2 separate regions of the Mus musculus genome follow, and region 2 is linked to region 1. The links are chromatin loops, found by intact Hi-C in ENCODE. Cell type or tissue: left cerebral cortex. All regions are shown on one strand.

What was found. A loop is a pair of places that touch in the nucleus more often than their neighbours do. Peaks named below come from ENCODE experiments on the same cell type or tissue, not always from the same donor. Only the 100,000 strongest peaks of a DNase experiment are listed, where the experiment ranks them.
Region 2: it touches region 1 in a loop (2.0-fold over the local background); 3 of 42 quality-filtered maps call a loop at or near these places.

Annotation. Positions count from the first base shown.
Region 1 is chr1:91,175,319-91,183,318 of GRCm38, forward strand. It overlaps Ramp1 (receptor (calcitonin) activity modifying protein 1), which reads left to right and starts at 4,504. Exons shown (of 3, transcript NM_016894.3): 1 at 4,504-4,822. The coding sequence starts at 4,771. In left cerebral cortex, a CTCF peak has its summit at 3,894 (motif pointing right); DNase peaks (open chromatin) are centred at 3,927, 4,645, 5,549, 6,208 and 1 more place; H3K4me3 peaks cover 3,002 bases; H3K27ac peaks cover 3,071 bases.
Region 2 is chr1:91,377,502-91,385,501 of GRCm38, forward strand. It overlaps Ilkap (integrin-linked kinase-associated serine/threonine phosphatase 2C), which reads right to left. Exons shown (of 12, transcript NM_023343.3): 6 at 7,739-7,845; 7 at 7,064-7,157; 8 at 5,803-5,890; 9 at 4,350-4,471; 10 at 965-1,084. Among named protein-coding and RNA genes, the nearest start is that of Erfe, 15 kb to the left of the region's middle. In left cerebral cortex, CTCF peaks have their summits at 1,650 and 3,186 (motif pointing left); DNase peaks (open chromatin) are centred at 1,596 and 3,172.

The sequences.
Region 1 (8,000 bases):
CGGCGTTGGCATCGTGTATGCTTTGCATGTCTGTCTCTTCTGTAAACGTGGCTCATCGCTGCCACTTATCTGTCCAGTCCTCATCTGTACACAAGACCATTGCAGCCTTCAAACCATTGTCTTGGGAGAAACACGCAAATAGGCATACAGTATTTGAAAACTCTTTCATTGTTAGCCTTTCAAAACATAAAAGAGCTTCTAAACTGACATAGATTAGTGTCTCCTGTTCCCTAGTTTAATTATGCATTGATATATTTATCATATTGTCAAGCATTTGTTTGGTTTGTTTGAGGGTTTGTTTTTCTTTGTAGGAAACAAGGTCTCACTAGCCTGGAACTTATTATGTAAAACAGACTGGCCTTGACTTCGGAAAGATCCACCTGCTTCTGCCTCTTGAGCTCTGGGATTAAAGGCACATGCTGTCACATAGGCGTTTGTTTGTTTGTTTGTTTGTTTGTTTGTTTGTTCTGGTTTCTGTTTCGGTTTTGGTTTTTCAAGAGAAGTTTTCTCTGTGTAGCTTTGGCTGTCCTGTAACTCGCTCTGTAGACCATCTGACCTTGGACTCACAGAGATACGCCTGCCTCTGCCTCCCAAGCACTGGCATGAGAAGTATGCCCCTATAGTGTGATTTATCCTGTGTGCCTGGCCCTTTCAAGGATTCCCAGTTGCTCGTAAACTGGCCCTTTAAGAATTCTTAGCTGTTTGAACTACTTGACCCTCATGACCTTCAGTGTTGGTGGCTTCTTGAATTTCTGGGAAGGAGAAAGAATATAAAAAAGCAGGCCGAGGCTGAGAAAGAGCATTGGGCTAGCTGAGAAGACAGTTGAGCCAGAGATGAGATTGTTAGGAGACAGTTGAGCCAGGAGGAGCTGAGCTGGGTAGATAGGCTACAACAGTTGTTTTGGTTTGGAACTGAGAGAAAGGAGTGTTTAAGCAGACTGCTGGGGAACTGAGAGAGGAACAACGGATTGGGGGAAACATTTGAAGGGGCTGGGCTAGAAACTGGAAGGAGGGCAGGCAGTGAGTTAAGAGAACTGATTACTGTTGATAGGAAATGAAACATTAAAATAGATAAAAAGCACACATTTTACATGTGCCACCACCGCCTGGCCCACATATGCAATTGTAATTGTGTGTGTGTGTGTGTGTGTGTGTGTGTGTGTGTGTGTGTGTGTGTGTAGGGTCCCTTCCATCCCATGTGTGAAACTTCACTTCGTCGTTTGTGATAGGTCTAGGTAGAGCTGACTTTTCCCTTTTTCAGCTCCATGGTTTGTGGGTGTTGGTTTTCTCTTCATTTCTAGATCATTGAGATGTTAATTCTTTAGTTCTATTTCCATATCTCCCATACACCAGCCTCTTGTCTCCTGTCTTCCAGTCTGTCCCTGTTTTCTGCCAAGCATTTAGCTGGTTTAAGGTGGGCTGGACCACAAAGAGCCAGAGCTTGCGATTCCCTCCTTTCCTTTACAGCTCTTGAGTTATCCCAGTGTTGCTGAACACATCATCTTCTGTCAAATGGACAGTTCACTTCTTGAGGGCTTTTTGCATGTTTTTCCCTTGGGTGCATTTGAGGGAGTAAAGTTCCAAGATGCTCGAAAGCCTTGAGTATTTGGATTTTAACAGCAGCTCCCTTGAGAGACTTGACAAACTAATACTTAAAGCTGACTGTTCCAAGGTGCCTTCTGTTAGTCCTTACCTAACAGCTGTGCTTTAGAACAACTGGCCCAGTGACAGTGGCCCGAGTCTAGCCTCCTATTGTCCAGTGGAGAATGGCAAACTAAAAATAGTTGGTGTTCTTGCCAGCTGCACGTGAAGATGTCCCCGTTTGCCTGTGCCACTTTCCTCTGGCTACTTACTGGTGAGGACTGTGTTACTGCTGTGACTGGTGTTAGCAGTGTAATACCCAAAATGAATTCAAGACCACCCAGTACCTTCCCCCTTCAAAAAGGACTTTCCATACTGAACTAGCAGGCAAAGTACAGAGCCAGATAAGGAAGCTGGCTGACTAAACAAATGTAAAAACATAGTTTTAGTGGTCAAAATGACTAAGCTTACAGCTACCAAAACAATATTAGCTGTTCTCAGAGAAATAACCATAACAAGATTAGCAATTCTCTTGCCCCCCTACCCCACATGGAATTCCGACAAAGACCACAAACCACCTTTTGTTGCAAGAATTCCCCTGACGTTAATAGCTGTGACGTTAATGTACTATTACTTTGCTGACCAAATCATAATAACCCACCATGGGGGGCAAGCAAAGTGAGGGACTAGGCCAAAGGGTTACTTAGTTACTATACAAACCAACCAATGCCTGAAAGGGTTACTTGCTACACCAGTGAGAACCCTGTTGCTCAAATCTGCCCCTTACAAAGGTATAAAAAGTGTGATCTTTCTTTGTTCTGGGTCTCTCCTCTGGCCTACGTCCCTAACAGAAAGAAAGAAAGAAAGAAAGAAAGAAAGAAAGAAAGAAAGAAAGAAAGAAAGAAAGAAAGAAAGGAAGGAAGGAAGGAAGGAAGGAAGGAAGGAAGGAAGGAAGGAAGGAAGAAAGAAAGGAAGAAAGAAAGAAAGAAAGAGGGGAGTCCCTAACATGTTGGATCAATAAAAATCCTCATGCGTTTTGCAGCGATGGCGGCGGTCTCTGTGGTCCTTGTGAGTAAAGGTCTTTTGACGAACTCCAACAGCAGTTCTCCTGATCAGTCTTTTTCTATCTGGGGGTTATTGATATTCTTGGGTTTGTAGCCCTGTGGGTGTCTTTCACACTCTTCCTCCGGGACTACAGTTGCATAAGTTAGGCCCCTCAAAGTGGGGTCATGGTTCTAGTATTCTTTGTCCTTTTGTTTTTATAGCCCTGTGTGGCTGTGGTGGTTACGTGTTGCCGTATGCTGTGTGGTCTCGCTTCTTGCTGTCCCGCTCCTTCAGGCTGCCCTGGGACAGCAGCGGTTCTTTTCCTCTGATGCCTAAGGCTAGTCCTGCTCGCTCTCAGCTGCTCTGAGCACAGTTTGTTTCCCTCTACGGTAGCGGAAGCTGGGCTGCTCCAGACTGTGTGTGCACATGCTCTGCTGCTGCTGCTGTGCACTTCAGGGAGTGTCCTTACGTACAGTGTGAAGCCTGCCCTCTGCCTCTCTCAGATGTCTTCCCGAGGCGTTCTCTCTGTTTCTTAGATTGGTTTCTGGACTATGGCTTCCCTCATCCTGCTGAAGTCTGGAAACTTAGTAGGCAGCCCCAGGCTGCCTTGATTTCTTGTTCTCAGGGCTCCCTGAACTGTCTACTGTGGCAATTGCTGAGGTCTGGTTACTTTTCCGTGTATAAATGGGAACTGTATCCACTGAAGGTGTTGTACAGAAGTAGACCTGCTGACTTCTACCTTAATGCCTCTCTCCCTCTGACAGTCTTTTAACGCAGTGTCAGCACATGCCCATGTGAGAGGGGATCCAATGCTGCTGATGACCAGTTAGAAGTGAGCAAATCTCACAGACTGAAGATGCCAACCTGCAGTCCTAGGGCAGCCACACTAAGGCCGGGTGTCAACGAGTTGCATCCTTTCTGTGTGAATTGGGAGAAACTCAGGGCAATTACTGGGGAGCCTCACAGCCTAGATTCTGAGCTGCAGACATGAAAGGAAGGACTGAATGAGGCAGGGCTCAGCTGCTTTCCAGCCATGACTTGCCCGTACTCCCATGTCTGTCCATGAAAGGAGGCTGGCCTCCTGGCAGGGCTTCATAAGGTTCAAAACGAAGGGCTAGCCAAGCCAAAAGAATGTGTTCCCTTCCCCATGTCCCCTTGACTTTAGGACATGTGGGGTCCCCAAGACATAGGTTTATGAACCCCAAATGTCGGCTTGGCCTGTGTTCAGGATGAATACCAGGTTGCTGTTAAGGGTCCTGAGCGCTTGGCCAGAAGGTGGCAGCAGCCTCTAGCCTTGTTCCCCTTGCTGTGAGGAACGCTGCTCACCCACCAGTATTGTAAACCTGAGTGAAGTCTCTGCCAGTGTATGGGGCCAGTGATAGTCTGCTCACCTGCAGCGTGCAGAGTGCAGACCTGCTCAGTTAGTCTGAGCTGCTGCATCCATGACTCTCCAGGTCAGGCCTAGCCTGTACTTGGGGTATCTGCCCCAGGGTTCTCAGCTTGCCGGTGTTACATGGCCTTTCTTGCTCATATTCACACACCCAAGTCTCCCTTACCACTACTGGTCCATCCTGTGTAGAGTCATGGCCAGTAGCCAACCCCAACGGAAGTCTCACCTTTTTACCTAGCAATTCCTTTTGTCCCTAAATTCGGTATTCATGGACTCTGCTACCCTACCCTGGCTTGTCACCACCTGCTGTCAAGCACACCTTTGTCCCTCCAAGGAGCCTTGTTCCCACTGACCATCTTTCCTGAGGTTCCACTTCTTGTCCTACAGACGTTGGTTGTCAGGGCTGGTTTTGGCCACACCACTCCAGCACCCCACGGGGAAAAGGAGATGGGACCACGGGGTGTTTGCAGAGCCCACAGGATAGCTGAGGAACCCAGCCGTCAGAGCGAGGTGCTGAGTTTGGGGACCTGGAGACCCTCCAAGCCCATCCGGCCCTGCAGACATTCCAGGAGGCTCCCCTCTAGTCCCAGCCGCGCTCCAGCCTCAGGTGCCGCCCGCCAGCTTCCGCCCTCGACAGCCGCGGGCGTGGGAGCCGCAGTGGGCCGGGCGCGGTCTCTCCTTAGCTCCCGCCCCCGGCGCGTCTCCAGCGGGCGCAGAGCTCGGCAAGGCGCTGGGACGGTGGGGCTCTGCTTGCCATGGCCCCGGGCCTGCGGGGCCTCCCGCGGTGCGGCCTCTGGCTGCTGCTGGGTGAGTAGCCCGGGCTGCAGCGTTGGTGGTGACCTGGGGCCGGGAGGGCAGCACCTGAACGCACCTTACTCAGGGCATGGGGTCTGGGCAAGACAGTAGAGTGGTGATGGGGGCGGGGGAGGGGGCGCTGCACCACCTTACGCTGCCACGGAGACGAGGTGGCTTGGGCACATCATCCAGCGGGCCATCCGAAGGCATCAGCAACTTTTGATCATACAATGGGCAGCTTGCTTTCCGGGAGGGATAGGGTCGCGGGGTTCCCCTGTCGGCACTTCAGTTCTCCAAACTGATGCAAGCTCCCTGAGCCAGAAGCAGCTTACAGATGTGCAGTCTTCAACCAGAGCCACAGCTTAGGGATCCGGACACTAAGGACAACTGGAAGCCTGACTCTCACCTACAACAGTTGCTGGTTGAGACTATTATTTCCACGGAGGGTGGGAGGCTAGGGGTGAAGGGTGGTTGTTGTTGGCGTGTGTGGCTAATAAATATTAGAGGTGGCAGACTTGCTTGGGATTTTGTTTTAGATTGATCAGAAACTGTAGCCCAGGGGTGACTAACAAGAAACTGCCCATCTCAGTTCCCTTGTCTGTAACGTTCTCAGGACCCGGGGCTGTCATACCTCTTGGACATAATTCAGGTACATAGCTACATTTTAACGAAAGCAAACAAAGAGTCGGTCCAGTGTCCCTGGAAGGGCCTGTGGCTTGATGATTCTTGTGGTCTTTTCCCATACCCATGGTATTGGTCAGAGGCACCTGCTGCACAGGCTCTGGTGGTGGCAAAGGCTGCCCACTAGTGCTGTTTATAGCCAAGGAAGCAGCTTGGGGCAGTGTGGCCTGTCCCCGGTGACTGGGCAGGAACAGCACTGGACACCTACCGTTTGCAGGGCAGAGCTCTCCTGTTTTTAATCCTTGCCAGGGAGTGCCAGATCTACACTTTAAAAATCTGTTTCTGTGTAATAGAATCTAAAGGTGGATTTGCCCCTTATATGTGTTGGCTAAACTTGCGTGAAAATCAAAACCTTATAATAATGTTGCTGTCTTTGGCTATGTTCAGATCCTTTTGGCTTGATGTGAAATTTTAGCTTCAGTTTCCTAAGAGATGAACATTAGCAGCACAGGGAGCTGGTTGGGCCCCTCCCCCACCCCCTTTTATTTAAGAATAAGCAAATAAATTAAGTTTCTTTACTAGTGCACCAGAGTCTGCACCCTGGAAGGCTTGTGTAAATAGAACACTTATGCTTGACCACATGTAAGGACCGCCTGTGTTTACCAAGAAAAGGGCTCTGCTCTCAGTCCAATGACCTGTGCTCTTGACGTAGCCCTGAGCAGTCTGGCTGATGTTATGTCTTGGGAGAACAAACACAACTCTATGAGGTTATCGGTGAATTAATGACTTGGGAACCCAGCTGTGATGAGCGGAATCACTGAGCTCATAGTGTTCTTCACGAGCCCTGCTACTGGCCAGATCTCCTTGGAGATAGACTTTGATATCTTGCATGGCTATGTGGAAGAAAGAGTTCTGTTTTTCTTTAAAGTATAGTAATCTGTAGGATGTGAGATCTTGATCTGGGACGCTTCTATAAACCAGCTGGTTCTTCTCTTAGTCAACCTGCTGGCTTTATTAAGAGTTACCGAAATCCCAGCAGATACGTCTTTTTCTCTTCCCGCTGACTCTCCTCTGTGTGCTGTTGTGTTTACAAAGCATCTCCTGAGAGACCACGTGCACTTTAAAACATTTTCATGCATAACCATCAAAAGGCTCTGAGCTGTCAGGAAAGGCGAGCTGTGGGTACGAGGCAGGCCAGCTCGGACAGCTTTGACTGCTTTGCAAGCTGCTGTTTTTGCAAACTTCTCTTGGGCACAGCAGTGGATCAGCTCTTGGATCGTCTGTACTGGGGAACGCATGCTCTCCTTGTCTGTCATGCTGGGGACCTAGAAGGGGGGTTGGGGATTTGAGACTCCGGACTATTTGTTGAACTATATATAAACTACAAGTGAAACGGACATCCCAGGAAGTCGGTGTGTTGCTGTTTTTATCTGGACACGGTTCTTGTTGTGGAGCCCAGATCCAGGGACTCCAGCTTGCTAATTGAATCACTGTGTTTACTTGCCATCAGTGTGAGCTTGGAGACAGAGTGATTCTTTGGTGTTTGTCCAGCTTCCCTGCATACATGCTGGGTCTGTGTTCAGACTGTCAGTCCAGCCCAGGGCTGCAGACCAGTTTTTCTACCCATGCTAGGTTGCAGTAACATAGGGGAACATTTTAGATGCAATCCTCACTTGGGGCAAATGACTCCTTGGAAAAGTCTCCTGTGATTTCCTCACACATACCCCTGAACTAACCAGTTTGATAGTTTCTGTTCAAATCCAAACTGGCATCTGGGAGAGTGTGTGACAGGGACGCCACATGTGGTATGAATCCCAGTGAAAGTGCTGAGCCAGGGAGTGGCTCCCCAAAGGCTCACCCTGCCGCACCCCTCCTTTCTGAGATTCCATGTGTCCTGCTAGGCTGTACCCTCACTAGAGCTCTGGCTGAAGCCTGGTCCCTGGGATGCTCGCAGGCTGCACGGTCAGTTTTCTGCTGGAGCCCCGGAAAAGGTGGGTCAGTTTTTAGGGTGATCTGAGTGCCAGTTGCCAGTGGGCAGCCTGCAAGCCACAGGCTTTCCATCCTGTGAGAGAGGAGTGAGAGAAACAGATGCGCTCCTCATAACTCTTGAGCCCCAATTGGAATCCACCCCAGGAACCCATCAAGTTTGAGCCAAGTGTCTAACCTTCTATGCGTCCCATATCTCGGAGATCAAATGGTGTCAACACAAAAGACAGCTAGAAGCCTGGTAAATACCTCTCCTTAGCTGTGCCCTACAGCACAGGACATGCCCCACTCCTGTGAAGAGCGACATGTCCCCAAATGCCCATGGTTCGAGGTGGAGAAATGCCCCCATTTTAACCAGGCAGCTGCCCCTCTTCGGTCGCCTCTGTATCTGCTACAACCAGCCACATAGTCAAAGTGTTCTTAACCTGGGCATGGTGGCTCCCATGTATAATCTCAACAGTCAGGAGACTGAGATAGATGGATTATAAAACAGACAGCTTGGACTACATAGTACATAAGGAGACCTTGTCTCAAAAAATATATCAAAACTCAAAATGTTACCAACAACAATAATGGCAGAATT
Region 2 (8,000 bases), 200 kb after region 1:
GGTTGAGACATGGTGGGGACAAGTCTAGACAGGCTACTCTTTCCAGTATTTTTCAGACTCAGAATAGTCAATCACAGACATGGGCTTAGCACAGCACTGTCACTACATACTGCTACTGTCATAGTTGTCCCTAAGGTGCCATGCTAGGAGAGCACAGAAGACCCCAGGCAGATGGCCTGTCCTAATCTAGGGCAGAGAATGCCATAACCGTACAAGGGGCCTCCAGAAACACACTCCAATATCCCAGGATAACTGACAACGTAGCCTAGGCAGGTAGGTGTCAGAACATGGCTCTTCCTAGCAGGTCTGGAGGCTGCCGTGTGGCCTCTATGCTCTGCCACCAGCCCCTGCTCCAGCTCAGTCCTGTTTCTCTGAGCTCCTTCCATTCCTTCTGCTCAGTTTGGCTCAGGCTTACCCCACCCTGTTGGGGTCAAGAGGGCTGTTACCTTGCCCTCAGCCAGTCTTGCTAGGTTTCCTGTGCTACTCTCAATCTACCTGCAACAGGAAGTTTTTCTCAGTCACTCAGGCCTTGATTTATAAGCTAAAACCCAAATGCCTTGGCCACCCCACAGATCCTGCTCAGTCTGTCCCCAGAACTTCTTCCCACTTTCCTCTCCATCCACCAAGCCCCTGGCCACCACAGTCCTGGCTGTTTCACGCTATACATGAATGAGTGGACATGGTCTGGATAGTCTCTCTGGAATGGATGCCTCTAAAGCCTCTTAGCACAACCCCTACATTCCTGTGATAAAGCAAGCATCCATCTCAATTGATTCCTGACCACCGTGGACCCCGTGAAACCAGAACCCACAGGTGTCTGTCTCTGTACCACAGGACCAGGCATACTGCATACCCCTCCCCAACTTCCCCCAGCAAAGGCTGAACGCAGATTGGAGGAAAGTCAGCAAGAGAAACAAGCCCCTGTATGTGTATACCCACACTTTTGGTGACCGTTTGCTTTTACCTGTCATTGGGGGTCAGCTGGCAGCGTCTGATATCAGGCACAGATGTGACCCCACAGCGCTTGTACTGCCCATCTCCAATGGAACGCGATACCTCCAGCACGCCCAAGACACGCCCATCTCTAAAATGAAGGGAATAACGTCAGACTGTCAGACTTAACTCCTCACAGGTCCCTGAAAGCAGAAACTGAGAGTCTACAATAGCTGAGTCTGACATTTCTTTTTGTTTAGTTTGAGACATGGTTTCTTTGTGTAGTCCTGGCTATCCTAAAACTCACAGGCTGGCCTCTCAAATCCACATGCCTCTGCCCCGAGTGCTGGATCAAAGGCACTCACCACCACCACCAACATTTCTTTATCTCCAGTGAGACACAGACATAAACCGAGGTCATTCAGGTCTTGCTCCCCTCGGGGATGAGGACTACACAGCTATACACTAGCAGCAACAATGGGCACCATCCAACCTAACTGTTGATGGACTCAACAGTGAATCTCACAGCAATGCCTATACCCCTTCCCCAACCTCCCATGCCCAGTTATTCTAACAAGATGGTATGAGTCTATGCCCCTTAAATGACTACGCACACAGCCTGTGTGTGGGTGGCAGGAAAGAGGGTGGTAAGCACTCTAACTGTCGAAGCTAGGCTCAGAGGATATCTGAAGCTATAGTTCCTAGCTGCTGAAGCACTTTCACACCAGTAGGGCTACAATCTCACTCATGATAATCTCTCTCACACTTTTCTGTGAAGGAAAAAACAGATGACCTATAAATAGAAGAGGTACCTTAGGCAGACACTATGATCACAGAGAACCAGTGTACAGTTACACTGCCCCAAGAACTATGCTAGCCCAGGCTCTCATATTGACTCCCTGGGCTCTGAGGACATCATTTTTAAGACTTACTAAATACCAAAGCAGTGTGGTGGTTTAGTATCCTTGAGGCTCCTAAGTCACTAACGAGATGCTGTACAGATATAGGTGGGACAGGAAGTTCCTCCTGGGCTGGTGCTACAGTTCTGGAGGCAGCCTTAATTCCAGTCACCCCCAGTGACTCAGTTCAGTCACCCTGAATGAATGTTTTTTAATCCCTAGAGACTTTTTTTTTTCCATTTTTTATTAGGTATTTAGCTCATTTACATTTCCAATGCTATACCAAAAGTCCCCCATACCCACCCACCCCCACTCCCCTACCCACCCACTCCCCCTTTTTGGCCCTGGAGTTCTCCTGTACTGGGGCATATAAAGTTTGCGTGTCCAAAGGGCCTCTCTTTCCAGTGATGGCCGACTAGGCCATCTTTTGATACATATGCAGCTAGAGTCAAGAGCTCCGGGGTACTGGTTAGTTCATAATGTTGTTCCACCTATAGGGTTGCAGATCCCTTTAGCTCCTTGGGTGCTTTCTCTAGCTCCTCCATTGGGAGCCCTGTGATACATCCATTAGCTGACTGTGAGCATCCACTTCTGTGTTTGCTAGGCCCTGGCATAGTCTCACAAGAGACAGCTACATCTGGGTCCTTTCGATAAAATCTTGCTAGGGTATGCAATGGTGTCAGCGTTTGGATGCTGATTATGGGGTGGATCTCCCTAGAGACTTCTGCTGTTTCCTGGGGAAAACAGAGCATTCTAGAATACAAATTATTAAACAGAACTGGAGTAATGGAAGTGCCTAGGAGCAGTGCTGAACAGGAGCAGTGAGAGTGCTCGGCTTGGGAGCACCCATATAGGAAGCAGCCCCAAACTTAAGAGCCATGAGAGAACCTCTTCTGCAGCTCAGATCTTAGCTATGAGCAGAGCCTTCCTACTCCAAGTTCTCAAAAGCTAAGCCTCCTGCTCTTCCTGGGTCTGGGGCTCACCTGACTCCTGAAGGAAGTAGGAGACCACTGACTCCTTTAGCTGTGGGAAAGGGGGAAGAATGTTCCACCCTGGAGACCAGCAGAAGCCCAAAGCCAGTGTGTGAACACCAGTATAGACAGCTATAAGCTCTGGTCCCCAAGGACCATGACACTAGTACTTAGCCCAGTCCCAGGTACACGATGCCGATGTACTGCAATGTCACTGTCTTCAGAAAGCCTGCCAGGCTAGCCCATTCCTTGTAAAAGAAAAGCAAACATCTCTTCATACGCCCAAAGGAAGCCCTGCTACACACTGCCTTCATTGTAAGGAACTCTACTAACAGGCTAGTCTTACGTCATTTGTCAATGGACACCACACTGCTGCCCCCTTGTGGCTACCGTCTAGGTGCTGTAGAAATGGTTCTCACCCTTCCTAATGACCCTTTAGTACAGTTCCTCAGGCTGTGGTGACCCCCAACCATGCAATTATTTTGTTGGTACTTCATAACTGTAATTTTGATACTGTTATGAACCATTATGTAAATCTGATATGCGACCCCTCTGATCATGACCCAAAGGTTACCTGCTGGTGTACAGACTGTGGTGCCACGTCCTGTGTGACCCCATGTAACCTGGCTGCCTCCCTCTATGCCCAGCAGCCATGCACAAAGCCTCCCAGCTCTCATACATTAGAGAAGAGAAAGCCTTCAGACTTCAAGTTCAAACACCCCAGCAGCTTAGCTAAAAGGACATTTTTGAACATTTTATCTCCAACAGAACAAAAAAAACTTGAGGACAAATTATAGAAAGAACCAGAAAACAGGGTCACATTTAGAAGGCAATGTCCATGAAGTGGAAGAATGAAGTTCTCATTTCACCTCTGGGCACACAAGTGATCGACTCTGGTCACATGACCTTTGAAGACAGCGGTGAGTGAACTGAGGAGGTACAGCAGCAATCTCTGTGTCAGCAACAGCACACTCTGAAGGCGTCCCTTTATTAACTAATTTTTGAGAGAGTGCCTCACCACATTGCACAGGTGGACCTTGAACTCCTGAACTCAAATACTCTCCTGTCTCAACCTCCCAAGTACCTGAAAGTGCAAGTGTTCCCATACCTAGCTTTGAACCTGGTCTACTAACCACTAGAGACTTTCAGTGCCACAGCGCAATATATAAACTGGGTATGCTAAGGCAGGCCAATAATTCCAGAAGTGAGGAGCTGGAGGCAGGAAAATTACAAGTTTAAGGCCAGCTTTGGTTATAGACTGAGGTGAGGCCAGCCTGGGCTAGATGAGACCCTGTACAAAAACCAAGCAAGGACAGTATGAGAGAAGCTCCCCAGACACACTGAAAATAGCTGAGTGGTAAGTACTCACTTGAGACAGGTTTTGTCTTTCTGTTCAGCCAGGGAGACACTTTCTACCTTTACTGTGACACAGATGAACTAAGTTATTCATATGCACTGCCAGACCTGAGAGTGGACCTTACTATGCACATTAATCCTCAATGGTGTGGAGGCTGAGTTCCTGGGACCCCATAAATGCCCTGGATACCTGACATTCCCTCCAGCTTTCTGTATCCTCATGCGCTCTTCATACTGAGTTGGGTTGTGCTCTTTGCTGAGGCTTAAGGCTGCGTGCTTCTGACTTTCCTCATTATATCGACACAGGATTGCCTGGGAAGACAGAGATCGCAAACCATGGAATTCAGTGAGCAGCATCTAGGACTCAGTCAAAGGGAGACTTACAATGATTTCACATTCAGTTGCTTGCTGACATACAGAAGCTCAGAGAATCCAGCATCAAAGAAATAGCAAATAGGAAAGTTGTTCTCACTCTAAGGGTGAGAAATCCCCAGTTTTGGTGTCAATTCTGTCATAAGCCTTGCTGGCTGACTGTAGCCAATCTCTCAAATGGCCATTGTTGGTGGCATTAGTGACAAAGATGGGAGGCATTTAACAAATACCATGGCCAAAGTCAGAAGGCTGTGAGCTTTTCTGAGAATTGAGGATACAGGCAAGCACAGCACACACTCCCTGTTTGCTCCCACGGCCATGGTTACTGTGTCCCTTTCACAGAGGACACTGAAACCCAGAGGAGTAATTTGCTTAAAGTCACATAAAGAACCAGGGTTCATAGGGTTCATACTGGGTCTGGGTATGAAGAATTTGGGGGGGACGGGGGAGAAGGTGGAGTGACACATTTTCCCTCCTGTTCTGGTTTGAGTAACTTGTTCTAAACAAGTTCTACTTGTATACTTGTTTACTTATATACTAGAACTTGTCTATCAAGGCTCCCAGGAACCTAAGCTCCCTGAGGACAGGCTGTCACCTCCGTTTACAGCTGCATTCCTAGTGATGAGTCCTAGCCCTAAGCACCAGAGGAGGAGTGGTAGAGGCTGCTTAGTGAGTGGTCACTGGCAACTGAAGGACACAGGACTGGGTGGAAAGCAGCATGCTTGAACATAAGGCCACTCCCTATAGCACCTGACCTGTCCCTGGGCTCCCGTGCTGCAGATGTGCTTGGCCTTGGCCTTCCCTTTCACGGCTCTCTAGCTACTCTGCAGTCAAAGCCCTTGGAAAGGTGGAGTTAATACTTTCATTCAATACCAACTATGTCATAAAAATGAGGATCTAAGTTACCTGCACACAGATTTCATTCTAAACCCCAGTGTCATTTAATAGCATGGCAAACAAACCAAAACAAAAAACAAGCAAACAAACCAATAAAACAAAAAAACAAAAAAACAAAACCAAACCAAAACAAAAAACCCCCGAAATCCTATTGGCAGGGGAGACAGCATCTCGGTGTGAACCAGCCAGCTCTTGCCCTGGGGAGAACAGACGGCCCTGCTCAGCTGCCGAGTCTGTCCCAGGTGTACACTGGAACACTCCTTGCAGAAACCCCACTAGAAGGGAAGGCCCAACCAGCCACCAACACTTTAACTTGCTTAAGGTCTCTCCTTAAGACATGCTGTCACCTAAGCAGGTGGCTCAGAGCCACATACCCGACTATCTCCAAGGTTGGCGATATACAGGATGTTGTCCACAGCCAGGACACACGTGGCAGTGGACCCGTCTTTCCAGGCAGGCTTCCTGGGGAAACACATCAGAAACGCAGTCACCACTACTGGCGAGTGCCCAGAGACTAATTTATAGAGCTAAACAGCAAGTCTGCCAGGCTAAAACAGATTGTATCCTCTGTATTACTCCATAGTTTGGATATGGGTAGTGTCCCCAGATGCTCCTATGTCAAAGGTTGGGATCCCATGGTGACACTATTAGAAAATACTGTGGCCCTCTAGGAAATGGGGCCTTATGAGAGATTTAGGTCACTGTGAAAGTTTCCTCATAAGGAGCTGTGGGATCTTACTGCAAAGTCCTTCAAAGGGATTGTGGGGCTTGGGCTCATTTTCCCTGTCTCTTGCTGTCTGGCTCATGAACACACATGCTGAGACTCACTGCTACCATAGTATGCCACTCGAATCAAAGGTCTGAACTAACTGGGCTGCCCTATAGCTGTGCCTCAAGTCCAGAACAGTAAGCAGAAACAAAGCTCTTTATTTTGGGCACAGAGGGGCCACATACCTTTGGTTCACTCCAGAGGCAGGCAAAACTTTTAAGTTTGAGGCCAGCCAAGGATACACAGTGAAACCCTCTCTCAAAACTAAAAACAAACACCAAACAATTCTTCCTAACATAGCCCATGTGATGCAGAAATACACACATCTTTTTTTTCCCCTTCTTAAAATGTACGAGTGTCTTGTCTGCATGTATTCAAGTGCATACCTGCTGCTCCTGGAGACCAGGAGGCCATTAGAATCCTTGGAACTGGAGTTACAGGAAACTGTGAGCCATTATGGGAGTGCTGGTCCTCTAGAAGAGGCAGCCTGTGCTCTTAACCACTGAACCATCCATCTCTACAACTCCAACATACATTTTTCTAAAAAGCATTTTTTTCTGCTTTTTAAATTTTATTTACCTAAAAAAATATTATTGTATGTGTGTGCACAGTGTGTAAGCATGCATGTGTGTGAAGGGAATATCTCATTTTACCCTTTGGAACTGAACTCAGGGAATAAAAATTAGTGGCAATCATCCTGACTGGCTTCCCGCTGGCCCCACATCCTCCTTAATTAATGGTTGTAAGAGCTCACACATGGTGCTGGGTACTCCTGAGACAGAAAGCATTGTGCTAAACAGCATCACAAGACCTGAGGTTGCTCAGGAAAACACCACGCACTGAGCATTCTGCATGCAGATACTCACTGGCTTGAAGCCTGTTTCAGGAACTCTTCATCGGTGTGCTTAAAAGTATCTAGCAGACACCTCTTTACAGTCTTCTCCACACTGATTATATCTCCTGGTAGAGAAGGGTCAAACAGAGTCATCTTTCAAGAGGAGAAGGCTGCTGCCCACTCAGGTTCTGTTGGTCGTTTTCACATATAAACTATTTTCTAAGCATGTCCTTGTCAACAATCTACTTCCTCACCTGTAGGAGCGCCATGCAATTCCGATGTACTGGTTTCCACAGCGTGGAGGCAGACAAGACACTTAACCACATCCCAGACACTTAACAAGCTAAGAAATGGTGCTTTATTTACACAGCCTCTTCTGAACCCTAAGCTCAGACTTTCTGAACCTAAGCCTAAGACTTTCTTTTTTGGTGACAGAGACTTATGTAGGCCAGGCTTCAAACTTACTGTGCAGCTGAAAATGATTTTTGAACTGCTCATCTGCCTCATGAACCATCATACCCAGTATACGTAGTCCTGAGGACTGAATCTAGGGCCTCAGGCATGCTAGTCAGGTAAACTATCAACTGTGCAACATCCCCAAACCCATCAACGACGTTCTGCCAAAGCAAAACACCCAGTCCGACAGACTCGGCCATGCAAACAGCACAGCAAGTCAAACGTCCACAGGTTCAGTTCTCAGTCTCACCTTTAGGAAATTTCCTGATTAAGTTCTGGTGCAAATTCTGTGCAGCAAATTTCGAGGCTCGTATTCCTCCATGTCCATCAAACACAGCAAAGTATGAAACCCGAGTACTAGAAGAACGAATTAAAGGTTAATTATATCCCTAAAACAATGAACACACCTCTTCACTGAAGCTTGCTTTACTGAGTTTTGAGGTGGGGGCTCCATATTTAGCCCAGTCTGGCCTCCAATTACAGAGCCTTGTGCCCCTGCCCAGGTGTGCTGA